Regions from separate parts of the Mus musculus genome. Here all the other regions are linked to region 2. A link is a loop called in an ENCODE intact Hi-C map of the cell type or tissue named here. Cell type or tissue: gastrocnemius. All regions are shown on one strand. Each heading gives the region's core, and the rest is flanking DNA. Links, peaks and the distances in the headings are about the cores only.

Evidence for each region. Peaks named below come from ENCODE experiments on the same cell type or tissue, not always from the same donor. Only the 100,000 strongest peaks of a DNase experiment are listed, where the experiment ranks them.
Region 1: it touches region 2 in a loop (2.0-fold over the local background); 3 of 42 quality-filtered maps call a loop at or near these places.
Region 3: it touches region 2 in a loop (1.8-fold over the local background); 2 of 42 quality-filtered maps call a loop at or near these places.

What each region holds. Positions count from the first base shown.
Region 1 is chr17:7,264,263-7,267,510 of GRCm38, reverse strand. All of the region lies in intron 10 of Rps6ka2 (ribosomal protein S6 kinase, polypeptide 2), which reads right to left. Among named protein-coding and RNA genes, the nearest start is that of Tcp10a, 59 kb to the left of the region's middle. In gastrocnemius, for the core only: no CTCF peak of the experiment used is centred there; a DNase peak (open chromatin) is centred at 1,649; H3K27ac peaks cover 291 bases.
Region 2 is chr17:7,140,932-7,144,179 of GRCm38, reverse strand. It overlaps a transcript of Rps6ka2 not described here. Among named protein-coding and RNA genes, the nearest start is that of Rps6ka2, 28 kb to the left of the region's middle. In gastrocnemius, for the core only: a CTCF peak has its summit at 1,658 (motif pointing left); a DNase peak (open chromatin) is centred at 1,642; H3K4me3 peaks cover 682 bases; H3K27ac peaks cover 2,500 bases.
Region 3 is chr17:7,277,369-7,280,616 of GRCm38, reverse strand. Rps6ka2 (ribosomal protein S6 kinase, polypeptide 2) reads right to left here. Exons shown (of 21, transcript NM_011299.4): 12 at 3,052-3,154. Among named protein-coding and RNA genes, the nearest start is that of Tcp10a, 46 kb to the left of the region's middle. In gastrocnemius, for the core only: no CTCF peak of the experiment used is centred there; a DNase peak (open chromatin) is centred at 1,585.

The DNA.
Region 1 (3,248 bases), core at 403-2,902, 120 kb before region 2:
AGGAAAGCTGGAAGATTGCCCTGTGCCATATGCAACATAGTGGGGCTCAGAAAATGAACCCCAAAGCAAATCCCTGGATGACAGAGTCCCCCTCCCCCCTCCAACCCATCTCACCAGCTTTCTCTGGAGCAAGTGAGACACTAACATTTCTTCTCTCCACAGAGTGCAGAGAAGCCAGGACCCCTTGTTTCCAAAGGCAGCAGACAGGCCTATGGGTACCACCACTCTTGCCCACCTCTCCAAGCAGGATCGGGGCACAGATTCTGACCTCTCATATGGTGGTCAAGATACGGGGTCCTGAGAGTGGAGTGCAGGCTGGGTGGGTGGGGTCTGTAGCAGGCCTTGCAAAGCCCCTGGGTTTCCCCCCACCGTCTTGTTCTCTGTCTCAGCCCCATTTTGTGGTCTGTGCTGTTTCATCAAACCCTGACAACCCTTGTGCTGAGTACAAGTGCGACAACCCCCCCCGCCCGGCTCACCTATCTGTTAAAGAGAGCTAGTGTGGCCCTGAGGGTGGGGAAAAGTGAACTTCTTACGGTCCCCTGCCATGTATCTCTAAATATTGAATTTTTCCCTTCAAAACAGCTCCCCACCTAAACAAAACAAAACAAAACAACAACAACAAAAAAAAAAACCCCAAAACCTCTTAGAATCATAAAATTAATGTGCTTACTGTTTAAGGAGCCAGACAGCAGAGCACAAGGTGGAGGGATGCCCCTCTCCTGCCCAGCTAGCAGATGAGAACATCTGTGTTCGCCTTTGGGCATCTGTCTCTCTCCTACCCTGGCTTCTACTGAAGACAGGCCATCCTGGGCTGTTGTGGGCAGTGTGCTTAGCCCCTTCCCCTTTATGCTGAAGCATGTGGCCATATGTCACAGGCTCGGCCTCACTCTGCTGTGGCTGGGTGCTGCCCACAGGAGCGGTCCAGCTAGCTCGTGTGCACAGAAACCTTCCTGGGGACCTTCCTGGGGACACTGGACTAAGCTCGTGGGCTTTCGCTATTCAGCCAGGATTATTGCGGGATGAATTCAGGCCAGCATCCCAGGGTGCCATCAGTTCACGGAGACCCTGCCAAGGTTGGAGGTCACCGCATCTCTAACCTCATCCGAATCTGTGAGGTATGAAAGAACCAGAGCTTTTTGTTTTATCCCAACACGCAAAAAAGGGAAACAAGCTTGAAGACATTCTCAGGAAGCAAGAAGTCTGTGATCACAACCGCCTCTCGAGACAGGAAGTCTGGTAAAGGACTGAAGCCCTTGCTGGATGCCTCTGGAGCCGATAAATACAATCTCAAAATAAACACAAATCTGTTAAGACTAGAATTTTATGTAATTATCTCTCTTCTACTGTTTTTCGAAACCTTCCTATCTTTTATGCACATTGGCTGTGCAGAATGAAGAGTGTATAAAGGAAAACAAATAAATTGAGATTCTCATAACAATTCAGCAAGTTCAATTGCAGAGAGCGTCCAGGAGCCTCTGCACAGGGAGAGAGAAAAGAGACAGCCTTCACATAAGTAAATTCCATTGGACAGCATCCAGGTGTGAATTAAAGACAGTTTCCTTGCAAATCTGGCAGATCCCCAAGGATTCAACACAAGGCCAGCCTCGGAGAGCATTTCCAAGTCTGTCCCTGTGGACTGGAGCCACCACGGACAATGCTCCGCTGCTGCACCGTTAATAAAAGCCCCAACGCTTGGCTCCAACTTTGGGCTCTGAATGGGTTACTGTCACCTGACTTTGCTCTGGAATGCCAAAGCCCCCTTGGAAGCCGCTGTCAGACCTCACCATATTTTTTTTTTTTTAAACAGTAGAGGCCGTGCCTGAAGCACTGTGGTAGTCAGGGAGAACCTGTCCCTCCTCTGAGGTTTCCAACATGGAGTTCTTGTATTTCCCTGATGTCCTAAAAGGCAAGTGTTTATGAAAAAGCCAGATATAACAGGTTCCTCAAACCTCACGGTCGGAGGGAGGACGGCAGGAACGAGTGGAATGTGATGATGGGTTCCACAGGTGCAATGAGGACCCTGGATGCCTCCCTGACAGGAAGGGTATGCAAAGCTGTGGGCTTGGGAGGTCATGAGAGACCTCAGGGACTGACCAGCTGGGTCCTTGACCAGCTGGGAGAAGAGCTGACCTCCCACAGTCATTTAGCTAGACATGGCCAGGTCAGGTCCAATACTCAGTTAGGGAAGGACACAGAGGCTCATCTGTGCCTTTGCTTCCCACTGTCTGTGGCCCATTTAACGAGGAACTCCACACCTCTATGAGAGGCAAGCAACAGGCTCAAATATGGGGTTTGTTTTGTTTTGTTTTTGCAGCCAAAAGCAATTATCGTGGCTGCTTCCCTGGTTTTGGTTTTGGTTGAGTTTGTTGTTGTTGTTGTTTGCTGTTTTCCAAGACAGGATTTCTCTGTGTAGCCTTGACTGTTTTTGAACTCACTCCATAAATCAGGCTGGCTTTGAACTCACAGAAATCTGCCTGCCTCTGCCTCCAAAGTGCTGGGATTACACCTGGTTGCCTCCTTGTTTATACGTGAGCCAGAGAGTTCTCCTTTGGCCTACTTATAGCACCACTGTGAGGACTTGTCTAAGGGTGATGACTGCACAGCGCTCAGTCAAGTGCCCTGACTTGATCTCCTGGTCAGTAAGCAGCAGCTGTCACGCCTGTCACAGGCTGTCATCCTCCCCTTGAGGACTGCCTCAAGGTCCACTGAGCATGGCTATACTTACACTGGACAGTGTAAGCCACTCAGGAAGGGGCATGAGGCGTGCTCCAGGCTCACCCAGAAAGAACTGGCTGGAACCAGACATTTAGAAGGATGGAGTCAGTCTAGCCCTCCAGACATGGTTCAGAGGCAAGTGGCAGTGATGTGAACAGCAGTCGCCTGCACTGTGGGGAATCTGAGTCCTACAAAGGCACTCAGCAGTAGTGTGTTCTGAGCGGCAGGAGTCCTCCAGTATGCTCTGACCCAGCTCCTCTGGAGACAGGAAGAATAATCTCAAATTCAAGGCCAAGCAGAGTGAGTTTAAGGGCATCCTGGATAATTTAGTAAGACCTGTGTCAAAAGGAATAAAATGGCTGGAGGTGTAGATCTGTGGTAAAATGCTTGCTTAGCATGAACTAAGGATATCTGCTAATAAATGTAAGCATGAGGATTCTGGGTGCGACCCTCGGCATCTCAAAGACTATGTGTTCTGAGAGCAAGTTCCCAGCCCTGTGCCCAGAGAGGTTCATCTCAGGGCTATCCTGTGT
Region 2 (3,248 bases), core at 422-2,921:
AAACACTGCATCAAAACATGTCAGAAGGATTCAGGAGTCCCAGGAGGTTCTTATCAGCACTAACCCAGACGTAAGAGTGGTGAGAATTCCCTATGACCACATTCCTCATGGCTTGGCTTACAGGATCAGCAACAAGTATACAACGCCTAGTCCTTGAGCTGGAATAATGCTGGTGTGCGTTCCTGTGTCCTGCTAACCTTGAGTCACTTGATGCTAAGATTTTATCTGCCACGTAGCATGAAGCAGCCCTGGCAGGCTCAGGAATCCAGCTTCTTCATGATGCACTCACTGGTGGGGTCTGCCCCGAGCCTGTGCCCTCACCAGAGCTACCCATTATGCACACTTCAGAGAAGGCTCCCCAGGCATCTCAGGCAGAAGGAGATACCACGTGACAAAGGCTTGATTTCGGGCTGAGGTAGTTCAGGATGAGAACCAGGGCCCACAGAATCACAGTGTTCCTTGGTGGGAGAGAGATTTGGGGAAAAAGGAGACTGAGTCAGGACTGGAAGAAGAAAGGAGAGACTGGAAGGAGACGGCAAACCGCTAGGGCTTCAGAGTGGGATGTGAGTAGGAGGCCAAGTGAGGAGAGTTAGGTAGTGCCCGGTACAGAATGAGGTCCATGGGACACAGAGCCACCAGCTAGTAAGGAATTCATCTACGGAACTTTAGCTCGGCAAAGGCCCTGGATTTCAGCCTGAATTCATCACTTCCCAGAGGTGCAGAGAGCTCGTTGGAGTTTACCATTATTAGAGTCAGCCAGTTACAACAAGTTCTTAATGGAGGCTCACTGTACATACCTACTGTGGGATTGGAACCGAAAAGGTGAGAGGAAAGGAACCAGAATGAACAGAGAGAATCCTGGAGTCAGAGAATCCCATGAGGAGTCTTCCAGGATGTATGTGTGCACACATGCTCATGTGTGTATGCATACTTATCCACCACACTTGCTCACGCATCTATACCTCATGAATGCTTGAGCCCATGTATAGACACTCCTAAGCCCCTAGGAGGTCACAGCCAGGAAGGGAATCTGGGATGCCGTCTAATGAAGGTAGTACAGACACCAGATTCAGAAGCAACATCTGCAAGACAGAGCTTGAAGATAAGCAAAGACGGTAGGACTCGCTGTGGGAAACGAGGACTGAGTCACAGAGACCACGAACCACAGCATCTGGGGGACCAACCCCAGATCTCAATACTCTGGACAATGCACTTTGCTCCAGGACCAGGTCAGGATGCAGGCAAGGAAGGCAGCCATCCCAATGGCTAGCCAGCCTTAGACCTGTGGCACTCTGAACCTGGGGCCAGCAATCCCCACGCAGGGACCTCTGCTTCTGTTCCCAGTTCCTGTGGCTCCCGAGGAAAGGCTTAACAGGACTGGGCATCCGTCTACTTCTGTGATACCACACACTCCTCACTTCATGCCACCGTCTCCTTATAGCAGCTCAGTCTGTGTGACATGTGTCACACTTGACTTCTGCTTGAGGCCAAGGTCCCCTTTGTAGAAAAAGCATGTCTGTGCCTGTGAGCCATGAGCTGCATCTGGGTCTGAAAGTCACAGCTGCCCAGAGGGGACACGTGGTCTAGTAGGCTCTTAACCTTGGTTTCTTCCAGGTGACCTACATTTCTTGAGAAAGGATGCTGCTGAAGCGCCCTCTTCTGTGCCATGGTCAGGATGCAGAGCTCAGGGAGATTGAATTCCACTGTCTTACAACAGGACTCTAATAGCAGCTAAGGGTAAACCACGGTGACCATGGCAGTGTGCTCCCTCTTGCTTCAAGCATAGCTGACCCACTCCTTAGTACACAAAGACAATGTTCCAAAATCATCTTATCTCCTTCTCCTTCTCTGCTTCCTCCTCCTCCTCCTCCTCCTCTTCTTCTTCTTCTTCTTCTTCTTCTTCTTCTTCTCCTTCTCCTTCTCCTTCTCCTTCTCCTTCTCCTTCTCCTTCTCCTTCTCCTCCTCCTCCTCTTCCTCTCTCTCCCTCCCTCCTCTCTCTCCTGCTTCCTTGCACCTCATGTTTCCATGTGAGTTTACACTGTTTCTTTGTCCTGCAGAAACTACCTGTGTCCTTAAAACAGAATCCAATCTAGACTGACATGAAAACCTGGTTACGCTGGTATAGAGAACGCTCTGCACATCGTGGCCTCCCAGAATGCCCCTGCAGAGTTCTCTGTGGTAGAACCCAGACTGCAGCTGATGTGGAGATGTGTGACTCCCAACCTGGAGGAGTAGAAGGCTAACAGTGCAGGCATGTGGAGAGGCAAAAACACAGCAAGACAAGTGGTGTGGGATCCAAGCAAAGCTGAGGCCAACTTGAAACTAGGAAACCCCTTGGACTCACTTAGATCTAGTCCTGCTGGGCCAATGGTGGATGGTGTACCTCCAGAGTGGGCACAGGGACTCCACAGAACAGGTACAAAGTACCAGGTGTAACCACCACAGGTCTCTGTAATTGCCTGTCTGTCTCTGTCTGTCTGTCTGTCTGTCTCCCTCTCCCTCCCCCTTCCTCGTCCCCCCCCCCCCCTGCAAGCATCCATGTGGTGGTCAGAGGTCAACTTCAGCCATCACTTCCCAATTAGGCTAGGCTAACTGACCAGCAAGCGCAGCGACTCTCCTGTTTCTGCCCTCTCAGCACTTTTCCCAGGTGTGCACCACGTCTGTCCTTTTTACTCCAACCCTGAAGCTTGCACTCAGGCCTTCCTGCTTCCAGGGCAGGAATAAGCACTTTGCTCACTGAGCAACCCCCACAGACCCTTTTCTATGGCTCTTTACACACATGTCCCCTGCTGGGAAAGGGTATGGATAGCGCTTCTGTCCAGAGGGAGCAAAGGACCATTCTACAGGACAAAGCTACCTTAGTCTCTTCTGCAGCATGGGCCATCGGATCAGGTCGGTCAGCACAGAGAGCATACAGGAATTCTCTGTCTGCAACAACCTGATCTTGATACAACTACAACCCAGTGGTCACAGGCAGCTTTACACAGACACACTCACATACACGTGCACACACATGCATGCCCACACACATGCACAAACACACACACATACATGCACATGTACACATACAAACACACTCGTACAGAGGGAGGTGGGGGAGAGGCTAGGAAGGCTGGGAGATTTACATAGTTCTGAATTCTCTGACCACAGGATCAGCTGGTCCAGCCGGGGCTTTCTCCCATAAATGAGGCACAGTACATTCCTGGGGCAGATGCCCTGTGGGCAGCTCTTCAGTGAAGCTGCCCACA
Region 3 (3,248 bases), core at 403-2,902, 140 kb before region 2:
CATGCAGACAGATACTAATGTGACCCTGAATGTGACCAGGTCTGACTGCTTAGAAATAAGCCCCAAATGTGCCAGACTGGGGATGCTCAGTTACACGGAGACCACGGCAGTGATGTTTTTAGAATGTGAAGTTATGCACAGCGAGCCGCCCAGTGGCAGTCGGCACTTTAATGTAGACAGGCTGCTTCCCTCAACATGGGCCCTACAGACGGATGGGCCCTTGTTCTGTCAAGCTCTGCAGATCTGTCTTTCTTTTCGCAGCATGAAGAGTCTAACTTTGAGGTCTGTTTTCTTGCTTTCTCTTAGCACTAAGAGACTGGACCAGAGAAAAACAGTTAACAACGCTTATGCCAATCTCAGGGATTGAGGCTTAAGGTTAAGAACTTGGGCGATTCTAGGAATTCCTTGAGCCTGGCAACGGTGAGGGTACAGACCACTGTACCTTCAGGGTCTGTTTATAGCACATGTGTGTGTGTGTGTGTGTGTGTGTGTGTGTGTGTGTGTGTGTGTGTATGTGTGCGCGCACGCTTGTGCATGTGTGTAGGGAACAGGCCACATGAACTTGACCTGATGCATTTTAGAAGTGAGAAAATGCGGCTCAAGTCAGCAATGTTTTCCGGCTACTAAAGACGCCCTCTGCTTAGAGCCCAGAAGTCAGCTGAAGCACAAGTACGGCCAGTCCACTGAAGTGCGAGGAGGCCGTTATAAGAAGCTGGAGGAACTGATAGTTGATTTTTGAGGCTGGACGGAGCGCAAATGGCAAATAGTATAAGCAGAATTTAGAAAGCTTTATACTCGGTTAAAAGGTGGCTGAACACCAGCATAGTACACGCACGCAGAAGATCAAAATTACAAGTTAAATTGTAAAAAGTAAACTTTCACATGCAGGAACAACCTTTGGGAGCATTCTGCCCAATGGGATACGATTTCAAACCTTAGATCGGCAGGCCCGCTGAGCAGCTGACACGCGACCCAGAAGCACAAGCTAGCTGGCTTCACTTTGATGGAGACTTCAGAAAGCCTACCATGAGAAATACCCTCTGTGTGTCTAGTCTGTCTCAGAATCCCATCACTCTGGCTCTTGGACTTGGAGGTTACTCAGCGCTCCTGCTGGGCAAAGTTTACCTTGACCTCAACATCAAAGCGGCTTCTCTGCGCCTCTGGCACTTCCATTACAGCCTCCCTAAATGCCAACTCTTGGCAAGATATCTGAACTTAGCATCCGAACAAGTCACAATACTGAGGAATAATATAAAGCAGTTCTAGACACGGGGTTGACGCACCCTGTCTGATGGGCTTTCCTTGGGCTAATATTGAGGTAAAGCATCGTTTTCCATGTACAAAAGGCTTAAGAGGCTTATTTAAGGCCACACCAGCCAACCAGGCTGGGGTTTAAACTCCCCATCAAATACAGAGAGCACAGGCACTGGGTCGTGTGGAGCTGCCGGCACCAGTGCCCTCGCTCTCACCAGTGTAACCACTGAGCATTTTTAACATGGAGCTTCCTTCACACGACGGATTCATGACAGCTGTCGTCCTTCCCAGTGGGGCTGCTGGCATCTCTGTGGTCTTGGCAGAGTCTTCTCTGGCTCACAGGCCATCTTCTCATCCTGAGAAAACGGTTTTGGCGTTTGTTCATCTGCAGCTCCGATGCAGGAGGATGCCTTCTGGGGTCTGACTTGCTGACAAGTCTCAGCAGCTGAACAGGCGTCCTCCTCTGTGCCCCGGCTCATGCTGTCATGGACTGACCATACTGTGGCATCGGCAATGTGTAGCATGACAACATTCAGGGACGCTCGTACCTCAGCCTTGCTGCTGACTACAGTTTTGGTCTTCCCTGGAGATGAGTGGGACCTAGAGGTCAGAAAGAGCCACCTGGGGCTGCCTGCCCTGAATCAATGCAATGTTCTTCGTGCCATATTGCTCAAAAAGGGACCTACCCCAGGCCCAAGAGGAATCCCCAGAGCCCTGTCCATCATGACACAGGGAGGGCATGCCCATCTCTCTGACCAGCAGCATTGCTCCAGAGCCTGTATCCAAGAGAATAGGGTGGGCTCTCTACCCCACTTCTCCTGACTTGAGACTCGTGGTTGGTAATCTTGTTTTGTACTTAGTTTCCGACAACCATATGCCATTTCCTATTTGAAAGTAGCGAGGAAACCCAAAGAAACCCTGCTCAGCCATCAGTAGCTCCCACAATGGCTGCCTGAACCTGCTCCTGAGTCTGCAAGGGGCTTAGGCACACCATCACTGGAGTGGCTCCCTCTGCCCCATCAGCTGTGTTTGTACACAGGGTCTTCGTGGGAGAAGTCAAGGTTAAAGGAGGTCAGGGTGCCGGCTTTCTTCCCACAGGACTCGTGCCCTTACAGGAAGAGTAAGGAACGCCAACATTCTACAGCTTTTCCCATCCATACAATAAAGGCCATGAGAGGACACAGTGATGTGGCCAACTATAAGACAGAGAGGCCTTGCCAGGAACAGCCCTGCCCGCAAAGTGACCTCAAACCCAGCCTCCTGCACCATGACACAACAAATATCTCTTGCTAAGCCACCCTCTGGTGTTACTCTGTCATGACGGTCCAAGACAATTATGGCATATGAGAAAATGGCGAACCAGAACGCTAATGTTTAAAGGGAGCTGACCAGATATGAGGGGACTACACACAGAGACTCCAGAGATCTCACACACCATGAAGCTAAGTTTCTGTACTGGGATCTGTCAAATAGGACCTAAAGATGGGCACCTTCTTCCATACCTTAGAAATGTGAACTACCTGTTTCCTTCCTGTGTCTTGCTTGTGTGCCCCTGGGAGGGCTGTCACTACCTTGAATCTCATAACAAGAGAGGAGGGGTCCACAGAACCCCAATTGCTTCCAAAGTGGATGTCACACAGGAATCGTAAGAATTGGTCCCGCCCCCGATACCTTACTGCTAAGCAGAGAAATCAGGAACACTGAATGGGGCTGAAGGTTATTCACGAAGAGAGCATCTTTCACGAAGTCTACTGGAGTTAGATGGGATCAGCCATGCTGGGAAGGACCAGCACACACCTGTGGGGGTCCTTGCAGTAAACTCGGGGTCAAAGTGGAAGGTGTCCTCAGGCCTGCCCACTGCTGGCTTGAAGGGTGGCTTGATCTCCTTGCGGTACAGCTTCTGCAGGGAGAACAAGATAGATGTTGAGATCAGACTACCAAGAGCACAGGGACCAGAGGCCACAGCAGCTCTCATACTTCCAAGATACATGATG